Regions from separate parts of the Homo sapiens genome. Here region 1 is linked to region 2. Evidence: read pairs that join two places in POLR2A ChIA-PET (ENCODE). Cell type or tissue: CD4-positive, alpha-beta T cell. All regions are shown on one strand. Links, peaks and the distances in the headings refer to the core of each region. The heading gives the core; the rest is flanking DNA. Region 1 overlaps BPGM (bisphosphoglycerate mutase). Region 2 holds the start of TMEM140 (transmembrane protein 140).

The links. ChIA-PET counts read pairs that join two places held together with the same protein. Peaks named below come from ENCODE experiments on the same cell type or tissue, not always from the same donor. Only the 100,000 strongest peaks of a DNase experiment are listed, where the experiment ranks them.
Region 1: POLR2A ChIA-PET joins it to region 2 with 10 read pairs; 2 of 35 experiments call an interaction of 5 or more read pairs at or near these places.

Annotation. Positions count from the first base shown.
Region 1 is chr7:134,667,106-134,672,491 of GRCh38, reverse strand. All of the region lies in intron 2 of BPGM (bisphosphoglycerate mutase), which reads right to left. All of the region lies in intron 1 of LOC124901750 (a long non-coding RNA gene), which reads left to right. Among named protein-coding and RNA genes, the nearest start is that of BPGM, 23 kb to the right of the region's middle. In CD4-positive, alpha-beta T cell, for the core only: no CTCF peak of the experiment used is centred there; DNase peaks (open chromatin) are centred at 2,451 and 2,901; H3K4me3 peaks cover 1,007 bases; H3K27ac peaks cover 1,723 bases.
Region 2 is chr7:135,145,769-135,151,154 of GRCh38, reverse strand. TMEM140 (transmembrane protein 140) reads right to left here and starts at 3,083. Exons shown (of 2, transcript NM_018295.5): 1 at 2,885-3,083. It also overlaps a transcript of CYREN not described here. RefSeq lists an enhancer at 2,805-3,304. In CD4-positive, alpha-beta T cell, for the core only: no CTCF peak of the experiment used is centred there; DNase peaks (open chromatin) are centred at 3,004 and 3,704; H3K4me3 peaks cover 2,916 bases; H3K27ac peaks cover 3,502 bases.

The sequences.
Region 1 (5,386 bases), core at 241-5,240, 480 kb after region 2:
TTCTGGACCCTAGCAGCCAAACCATAATAGTGTTACTTACAGTTGAACAAACATTCACTAAATTCTTGCAATGGGCAAGGCACTGTGTTCTACAGTAGGGTGGAGAGGAGCAGGTGCAGGGTGAGAACTCAGTGGTGTTTCCCTTCACAGCTACCCTTGTCTTTAAGGGTCCACCATTGCCTTTAAGTCTGTGTTGAAGTCTTTAAGTCTGTGTTAAAGTCTTTAAGTCTGTGTTAAATACTTAAAGTCTGCCTTTAAGTATCGAATCTTCATGTAGAAGCACCTAGGAGCTAACTGCAGTCAATTTAAATAATGGGATATTTTAAGGAAGAAATAATGAAAGTTTGGGGTAATAAGTCCAGGAAGTAGCTCAAGGCCAAAATTGGGGAGAAAGTCAAACAACTTTATTTTCTGCATAGAGGAATAACTTCAGGAAGTCAAATTTGCACCTACCAACCCCCTCCCCTAAGTCACCATAGCAGGAACAGGAACCAAAGACAAACTGTTATGTACACTGTACATCTACTAAAGCACCTCCTGGTAGAGGTGCTTGTGCAAATGCTCACTTTTCCCACCAGGATTATAAATTCCTTGAGAGCAGGAACAATGTTTGATCCATTTCTGTATCACCCATGCTGTTACAACACAGTGCTTTACCCACTGCAAGATTTAGTAAATGTTTATTCAACTGTAAGTAACACTTTTATGGTTTGGCTGCTAGGGTCCAGAAATTATTCAGTAATATGATCCACTAAGTAATTACAGCTGTATTTATTATGTGAATCTACTTTTTACATATAACTAAAGGCTATAAGGAATAAAATGTTAGGCTGGGTGTGGTGGCTCATGCCCATAATCCCAGCACTTTGGGAGGCCGAGGCAGGCAATCACGAGGTCAGGAGATCGAGGCCATCCTGGCTAACACAGTGAAACCCCGTCTCTAATAAAAATACAAAAACAAAATTAGCCGGGCGTGGTGGCGGGTACCTGTAGTCCCAGCTACTTGGGAGGCTGAGGTGGGAGAATGGCGTGAACCTGGGAGGTGGAGCTTGCAGTGAGCCCAGATTGCACCACTGCACTCCAGCCTGGGCAACAGAGCGAGACTCCATCTCAAAAAAAAAAAAAAAAGAACAAAATGTTAATTTAAAAATCCTAAAACATAAAGCCTATATATGAAAACACCCTAAGGACTTTGTCAGAGGTACAGTACAGACAAATTTCAGAAAGAGGTTAAAAGCTCCACAAAAGGACCTTGTGTGTCTCATTCACATATAGGTGCTATATCCCTTGTACCATGAACAAGACCTGATTTAGTGAACCCTAGGTGCAAACCTGAATTGAATAAATTCGAACTCTCTGGGTTTTCAAATTAAATCTAGTCTTTTATTGTTGAAGCCTTGATTAAACACTGTGCTCTCCTATGACCTTACCAAGAAAAAAAAAGGAGAATTAAAAGAATCTTAGCCTTGAACAAAAAGCTGTTTACATCTAGTGCCAATAAAATAAACAATTCAAATTAAATGGCTTTAGATGTTCTTTGATTTTCTCCAAAGTGTTCAAAATCTTTGAATTTTAGAAAACCAGAAGAGATGGTCAGAGAGACAGAAAGATTCGCTACAGGATGAGAAGGAAAGAAGAAACCCCAATTCGGTAGTGTATACTCTTTGGAATTAGAAAAAAAAGGGAAACAACTCCAGTCAACTCATTCATTTAATAAGGTGCCACCCATTCATTCCTCACTTTCCTCTCCTGGTCAAGTAAGTCACAATTCAAACCCCACCGACAATCTGTGATAAGAGTTCTGTATTCCTTTATGGCCAATAAGAGCTGAAACTAGAGATTCAGAGTTTCATAAATGATCTATTTTTAATTTTAATTCTTTAAGATCTGAATACTATATATGTAAAGATATGCTAGGGTGATTTGAATAACACGATAAAATAACAGCCACTAATTTAGAGTAAGGCAGAGAGAAGAATCCATTCTACGTTTAATTTTATAGTTAAAATAGCCTATAATGTTTAAAAAATAAAGGGTTCTATAAATCAATTATTATAAAAGAAAGCTTAACCACACCAATAGGCAACTACTTGCCTCACAGAAGCGAGGCCTGAATTGGCTGCTTCTGAAAATATCACACTAAAATGCCAAAGGTAACCAACTCATCAGTCCCCGTCCCCACAGCTAGTCCCAGCTGACCTTTCCTCCCTGAGTCTCTAATTTTATCTCAGCACTTCTGTGCCTTGCTATGTATGCAGCTGCACACAGGTCTTCAGGGATCAAGTCTGTCTTGCATGAGTGTCTTGTGTGTCACTCTTACTCCAAACTTGAAACTGCCTCGTCCTGTGCTTAAACCCAGACTAAACAATCCATTTCCTCTGGCAAGATGCAGACTACATCCAGTGTTTCAGTTTGGTACCTGGCTTTTCCTTGGACGTGCGCCAGCAGGAAACAAACAGGAAGTGACTATGCCAACCACAGAGAATGAAACACACGCCTGTCTGGAACGCTACAGTACAGGATGCTTTCAGATACTTAGGTCTGCGTTAGATGTTTTCACGGTGGTGCTTTGTGAGAAGTGTGTCTGAACCAGTCAGAGGTGGGCCCTGCTTTTTAACCTGGACTTATTAGCATAATAATGGTACTTCTAAAAGCCAGTAAAGCAGTCCCTTAAGTAGGCATTTTTTTACTATATAATATTCTGTATGTCTTGTTTTGACTTCTTCCGAAAGCATTAACTATCATCAGATTAAAAGTAAAGCAATCTCAAAAGCATATATGATTTATGAGCAGAGATATTATATAAATAAGTCATTTGACAGGGGAGAGGTCATCCCCATCAGCCAGGAAGCCTGTCTTAGGCACTGACATGTGGTTTCAGTGTTTGCAATTCTTATACAAGAGTGTTATCTAGCTCCGAATCAGTATCACTTGCCTCTCAGTGTACCATTCATCTGCGCTGACTCCAGGAGGTCCTTGTTGACCCGCTCCTAGACTAGGTTGTTACAAGAGAAAAAGGAGGGGATGGAAGGCCCAATTAAGGCTAAAGAAATTGATGATAATAAGCAGAGATAGTCTGGGATAAAAAAATAAAAAAATAAAAAAAACCTTTATTAGAGGAGCTTTCAACCTATAACATTAGCAAGATTCTCAAACATAACTTCTCATGAAGAAGGACTTTAAAAGGCAGTTCCCTATAATGACCATGGTTTAGGTGCTAAAGTCAGAACCAGATGGCTCCTGAAGCCTTGAGAAAGCATAACAAATGCCCTCCAGGTTAGTTTTCAAAGGCACAGATAGGTGCATATAGCAAACCTTCAACCCTTCACTTAATTCTCCTAATTGACTAATGTAGTCTATTACCTTTGTGAACAAAAGGTAAGGTCCCAATTAAGGCAATGGTGAGTTCACTGGATAAAGCAAGTCTTTTTTCAGGTATAATTTACATATAGCAAAAGTCACCCTTTTTAGCATACAGTTCTATGAGTTTTGACAACTGCATACAGTAGTGTAATAACCAATCAGGATATAAAACAGCTCTATCAACCCCTTAAAATTTCCTTGTGCCCCCAGCAGCCTACTCTTACCCCACCAATCTGTTATTTCCCGATAGTTCTATATTTTCCCAAATGGCACATAAATGGAATCATACAATACACAGCTTTTTTAGCCCAATTTCTTTCACTTGGCAAAATGCAGCTGAGGTTCATCCATGATGATGGGTGTATCAATAGTTTGCTTCTTTTTACTAAAGCAGTTTCTTTAAGCAAAACAGCTTAGTGATCAATGATTGATCAAATGAAATAAAAAATATGACCAGGATATACTAAACAGCAAAGTAAAACGCAGTATTGAACCATAGCTTTCCAGTGAGTTCAGAGCCATGTTCTAGTTCCTACATAAAACAACATGTGTACGTAAAATGCCTAAAACTGTGCTTGGCATGCAGTATGCACTGAATAAAGGTCATCCCGTATAGCTATGCTAGAGTGTGCCATTCAGACCACAATGTTATAACAGCAGTAATAATTTAAGACTCAATTAGTTGCATTAAATTACCTTTTTATAGTTTACCTGCCATGGATGTTCTTGACTCAGCTTCTTAAAACACAGTATTCCAAACAAAGAATAGGTCAAGGGAAAGGCTACCTTTTAGAAAAAAGTTTTAAAGCCCAGGTGATAACTGTGTGTGGAGCCTCAGTGAACTGAGTTTTGAGTAGAGTTCTTGATGCCAACTAATTACCATGATCACGGCCAAGGAATCTAGAGTCTCTTTAGATTTCAGTTTCCTCCAACAGCACCTGTCTTCTTTTCCACAAATGGAGAAAGCATCAGTCAGGATATGACTGCCTACAGTGTCATAATATCAAATATCTGAGAAACAACTAACATCTTCAGAACCAACACTCTTTACTGTTGAGGTATATGGATGACACCTCTAAGACTAGACCTAAGAGGAGATGAGTAATACTAGCATACTCTTAGTAGAAAGATCTTAAAGCAATTTGAGATTTCAGCATAGACCAATATTCTAATTAGTTATTTAACTGGGGTCATGATTCTTCCCACCCTAGTTTTCAAACAATAAGAAAGTATTTTTCTGATAGGACAGTATGCTGTCATTGATGCTATCCGTTACCACACTCCGCCCCAGTAGGTAAAACTTTTTTAGCTTGTCAAGCAGTTTAGAGACAAAATAGGGAAAAATTACTCCAGTCCCTTGAAAGAGCCCATTTTATATGGGAGAAGTTTACATAAACATCTCTAGAAAGCACGGCTTGGAACCAGATGAATCTGCAGCCACAAGTGTTTTTACTTTTATAATAAATGCAAAGAAATTTAGCAACTTTTGTGCTTACAGGAAATATAAAACCCTGGTTATGCCCATTTCTAGATTCAATTCTTAACAGTAGTGAAAGCTAACGTCTTCATTTTTACGTTTTTATTTTTCTAAAATGGGGTCTCACTATGTTGTCCAGGCTGATCTCAAGCCTAGGCACAAGCAATCCTCCTGCCTCCGCTTCCCTAGTAGTTGAGACTACAGGTGCGTGACCCCACACCCAGCTCAATATTTTTATAGTGAGGTAACCACATAATTTATCATCCAGACTGGGGCACTTTTGAAAGTAAAAGGAGATGCTATTAATAATTACATTCGGACAACAGGCATTAACCACAAAATGGGCATGTATGATCATGTAACTTGATAGTAAGCATAAATTGGCAATTAAGATGGTAACTTATATTTTGTACCACCATAAACACATACACATGAACTGGCAAAGCAGTCCTTCCTATAAAAGAAAACCTTTATTTCCCCCCTAAACAGTAGGGGAGATTCACTTAATTTTTTGAGTCTTGAAAAGTTAGCATCTAAATCCAATGA
Region 2 (5,386 bases), core at 321-5,320:
ACTTAATTATTCCATGTAAATAAAACAGCTTTATCAGACAAAATAGGACTATACCATGAGATTATAACATAAAGTCAGAAGCATGAGTCCAGGCACCCAGATGACAAGCCATTGAGATAGCTGTTTAAATGGTTCCATTAATATTAACTTGCTATTTGTGCAATTGTTTTGTTGACTATTAGCTCTCACTAGCAGATAATCCAAGTGGGAACAAAGATTACAAAAAGTTTAGAGGGAGAAGAAAATCCTTAAAAATGAGAAAATGTCTACAAATGAGCCATCTTAATTTGTTTGTTTGTTTGAGACAGTCTTGCTCTGTCACCCAGGGTGGAATGCAGTGGCACCATCTTGGCTCACTGCAATCTCTGCCTCCCGGGTTCAAGAAATTCACCTGCCTCAGCCTCCTGCCACCACGTCCAGCTAATCTCATTTGGTTTCTGTTGGCAGGACTCCACGGTCCAGTTTGTGGGCGGCCAAGATTCACAAGATTCAGAGTTTGAGAATCAGTAGTACCAGAAACTGGTGACTGCCTTTGGCTGTCAATGGTTAGTTTTCCCGCACCAGCCCTCTCTTCCGCAATTACAAAGGCAATTTGCCACCCACTTCGACTCGTGGGGTCAGCATTTCATCTTGTAACTCTGTTAGTGACACATTTTGGATGACTCCCTGAATCAGAGGCCCTGGGGAATCAGTGCCACACAGGACAAACCAGGTGCCTGCTCTCATTGAGCTTGTACTCTAGTTGGGAAGGCAAACACCAAATGTATTTTTTAAAAGGTAATTATAATTTTTGAAAAGGTTTGGGAAAGAAATAAACAGGGTGAGTGAGAGAGAGAAACTGGCAGGAGGAAGTGATGACTAGATTATAGGGTCAGGGAAAGCCTCTCTTCAGAAGAGATATTTGTTTTGAGTCCTGAAAGGGTTCTTCATTAACTAATACTGAAGCAATTGATCAGCTAACTAGAAAAGAGAAACAAAACTATTTTAGGTCCTCATCTCACTCCACATACCCAAATAAATTTCACATGGATCCAAGAGTGAAAGGTAAAACCAGATAAAAAAATCAATGATCTGGAAAAAAGGATATATTTGATTTATGAGTGAAAAATAAAATTTGGAACTTAAGAGCAAATGGAAACTACAAATAAAGAATTGCACAGGTTTAACTATTCTAAAATAAAGATTTCTATTCACCAAAAACAACATAAATATAATTAAAAGTCAATGAGCATGGAAAATATCTACCACAACTATGAAATGATTAATGTACTTAATGTTTAAAATGTTTACGCAAACTGTCAAAAAACATTACACCTCATTAAAAATGGACAAATATGAAGAGATAATTCACAAAGAATGCAAAGTAGTTAACTAACATGAAAAAAAATTCTGTAACTTTTCTAATGTAATTAAAGATACGCCAAGTAAAAAACCAGAGTTTCCCTATCAACACTGTAGGTAAAAACACTTGATGATACCAAAAATATGGTTAAACTGGCATTCTCACACAATGATGGTGGATGTGAACATTTGTACAAACTTTCAGGGAGGCAGATTGGCAATAAACATTAAAAACCCTAAAAATAGTCATATCTCTTTGGCCCACTTTTATAAATCTATCCTAAGACAGCAATCAGAAATCCAGTCAATAATTTATACATAGGAATGTTCAGCACAGCATTACTTTTGGCACAAAATGGGAAGCAGCTTGAAAGTCCAATATCAGAAGTAAACTATGATGTATCAAGGATAAAATACTATGCATCTTTTAGAAAAAGCAGGTATAAAATCACTCTACATAGTGTGACTACATCCATATAAAGAGGCATAGGAGAAAGAGACTAAAGAAGTATTTGAAAATGTTAATGTTAGCTGTGGTAGCTCTGGGTGGTGACATTACAGGCAATTGTTCTCTATTTGCAGTAAAATATTTTTAGAATTATGTGCTACATTTATGAAAAAAAAAGAAATTTATAAAACAGGCATTCAAAACAGCCTTAGTAATTAGATAAAGCAGGGACTAAGCTGGAAAGAAAGTTGAGAAAGGGGAATATGTGCAAGATTGAAAAAATATCTCATGGACTGAGTCTCAGACCTGAGATTTTGGGGAATGGGGTATGGTAAGTGGATACTGAAAAATGCTCTTCAGTTATCATGAGGGAAGAAGGAAATATGTGTCTTTTCCCTCTTTCAAAGGAGCCTTTGATTTTATAGGCGAAGAAGCATAGTGGAAGTTATTAGTGAAACTAAGCCCACATTAAAAAAAATCTCTTAAAATATGCATCAAGAGAACTAAAATACCACCATGGATTTCCACTGGGGCATGAGGAGCAATCTGGTCTAATGACTAACATAAGATCTAAACATCTCTTAGGTCCCATTCTTTGAGGCAAGAACACAAGTTTTTCTGTTGATATTAATCTTCAGTGTGTATTTTAAAGTTTTATGATGTGTTCGTAACTACCATTGAATAGTGGTTTAGTTAGTGTTGGTCGGTGACCTGCTTTTGTTTACCTATTTCTGATGAACAGTGTATTGCACAAGCCACAGCCATGTCCTTGTACACACTGCGTGCAAGACTCTGCTGTGTGCAGTCAGCCCTGCATCGTTTCTAACCAGTTATACTGGCCTTACTTTCATCATCTTTGAGGCCAGAGCTACACATGTTGATGCCGAAGAGTGGAAGGAAGGAGAGCAGAGAGTAAAGGGGGTAGATTATGTAGATTATACAGACATGAGCGAGGGAGGGTCACAGATACTGAACAACCAGTGAGTTCCCCTATGTGGATTGCCAGAACATGAAATATCTGAGAAGAAAACAAAATTGTCTTACAAGGTAGTAGACGTCTGGGTAAGCTGTGATGCTTGCAGGATCGGTACTTACAGAAAGGAGGTGCAGAGACCACAGGAACACTCATGAAAAGGAGAAGCAGGAAATCAGGGTTGGTTGTTTGAATCTTCCTTCTCGCTGGCTTTCTAATGTCAGACTCCAGAAAGGAGGAGTGGAAGGGAAATGGCAGGCAGATGCAGTCCTGAGCTGGTGCCCCCTTGCCTTCGCAGTCGTGCCTAGTAAACAGCTCTCTGAACTTTGGTACATTTGTTCTGACTGATGTCACTATCAGCTGATTTCACTTTCGTTTCCTAACTTGCCAGTGGCCCATGACTTTTCAGAAATGAGGTATGTAAACAACTTTTTATTGTCCATTATGACATACTCTTTACCTACACTGTAGCCGGCAAACCAACTGATTTAAAGAGCCAGGTAAATGTCTTGATTATATCACACAATAATTCCAGAAAGGGAAGGAGCCAAAGAACTCTCGAAGCTCCCAGTGATTTAAACTGCAAGATAAACACAACCCGGAATTTTATTCAGAAGAAACCCATCAGGATCATCTGGTCCAAGCTCCCAGCCAGTGTGGCAGTCAGGACCCAGGTCACCTCCTACTCATTTCCTTGGGAAGCAGCTATGCCGTCTGTCCCCCAACCCCTTTTAGAGATCAATTTTGTAATGATGACTGGGCTTCTCTGGACACAAAACTTTGTGTCCTGAGCATTCTCACTGCAGTGTTTAGGCCCATGTTGGAGCAGCTGGAACATCTATTTTATTTCAAAATAAGAGCCGAACAAAGCTTTTATTTTTGTAAGCATTGGGGCTCCTGGCCAGAGTTTAAAAATTGCTTCCGTTGCTCACATGACCAACTGGAAATTTCAACTGTGGGTTAAACTTGGTTACATGAGACTGCTACCTAGTGCTATTGCTGAATCCTTCAGCGGTTCTCTTCTGCTTCCTTGCCCTTCCTCCAAAGGAGGAGTTATTTGAACTGCTACATTGCCCTCCCCCTGCCCCTAGTTCTTTTAAACGCAAACTCTAGAAAGAGGTGATGGGATCCAGGAGGAAGGAAGAACAGAGGCTTTGAGATCAGAGAGTTCTGCTACATACTAGCAAATTATTTAATCTCTTTGAGCATCAATTTCTTATCTGTAAAATGGAAACAGTACCTACTTTGCATGGTTGCTCTGGGGACTGGAGATAATATAAGTGCTTAGTACAATACTGGGACCATAGTAATGGTAGCTATTATTATGAAAAGTGGAATTTCTGTATATTTAGTCTAGCATCCATATTAATGCCTTTAAGACAGAAAATTAACTTTTAGATACTAATATACAGTAGTTACTCTGAAAACTCAATACTGGTGAGTGAAGTGATATAGAAGAGATAGAAACATATTTATATTTATGAAATTTATTCAAGGTTATCATGTACCTAGTTTTCAAAGAGTCAGTTTTTCAAAACTTACGAAAATCGGCAGTCCCACACTCTCCCTTTCTTCCTCTTCAGAGGCAAGCACTTTCACCTGTGCTCATTCTTTAGGCATTTACCTCAGTTCTCTAAATAACATGCTTGGATTGGTACTTCTTGATTTTTCAGTTTCAGGCATAATCTACTGACTCCCAACCATAAAAGGTGAAGATTTAGCTTTCTTCTTCCCCACTGCATGTTCCAGAAGTATGCTTCCTCTCTTCCTCCTCTATCCAAATTGGTTATAGTTTTGTTTAAATCAATATTCAGTGTTTACAATATTGGAATATGCACAGGTATACTTTATTTTATTGTGCATCTCTCTTTGTGGATCCTGCATCTTTTACAAATTGAGGATTTGTGGCATTTTTGCATCGAGCAAGTCTATTGGCACCATTTTTTCAATAGCCTTTGCTCACTTCATGTCTCTGTGTCACATTTTGGTAACTTTTGCAACATTTCAAGCTTTTTCATTATTATTATGTTGGTTATGGTGATCTTTGATGTTACTATTGTGATTGTTTTGGGGTGCCATGAACCGCACCCATATGACGGTGAACTTAATTGATAATTCAGTTCTGACCGCTCCACCAACTCTGTGTTGGTGTTCTGACCGTGTGTTCTGACCACTCCACCAACTGGACGTTCCTCCATTTCTCTCTCACGTTAGGTCTCCCTATTCCTGAGACACAATAATACTGAAATTAGGCCAATTAATGTCCCTACAATGGCCTGTAAGTGTTTAAGTGAAAGGAAGTGTCACATGTCTTTCATTTAAAATTGGAAACTAGAAATGATTAAGCTTAGTGAGGAAGGCATTGTGAAAGCAAAGATAAGCCAAATGTTAGGCCTTATGTTGTGAAGGCAAAGGTTCAGATGATTGTTAGCATTATTTAGCAACAAAGTATTTCTAAATTAAGGTATGTCCGTTAGGTTTTTTTAGACATAACAGTATCACACACTAAATAGGCTACCTTATAGTATAAACATGACTTTTATATGCACTGGGAAACCAGAAATTCGTGTGATTTGCTTTACTGTAATACTTGCTTTATTGCAGTGGTCAGGAACAGAACCTGC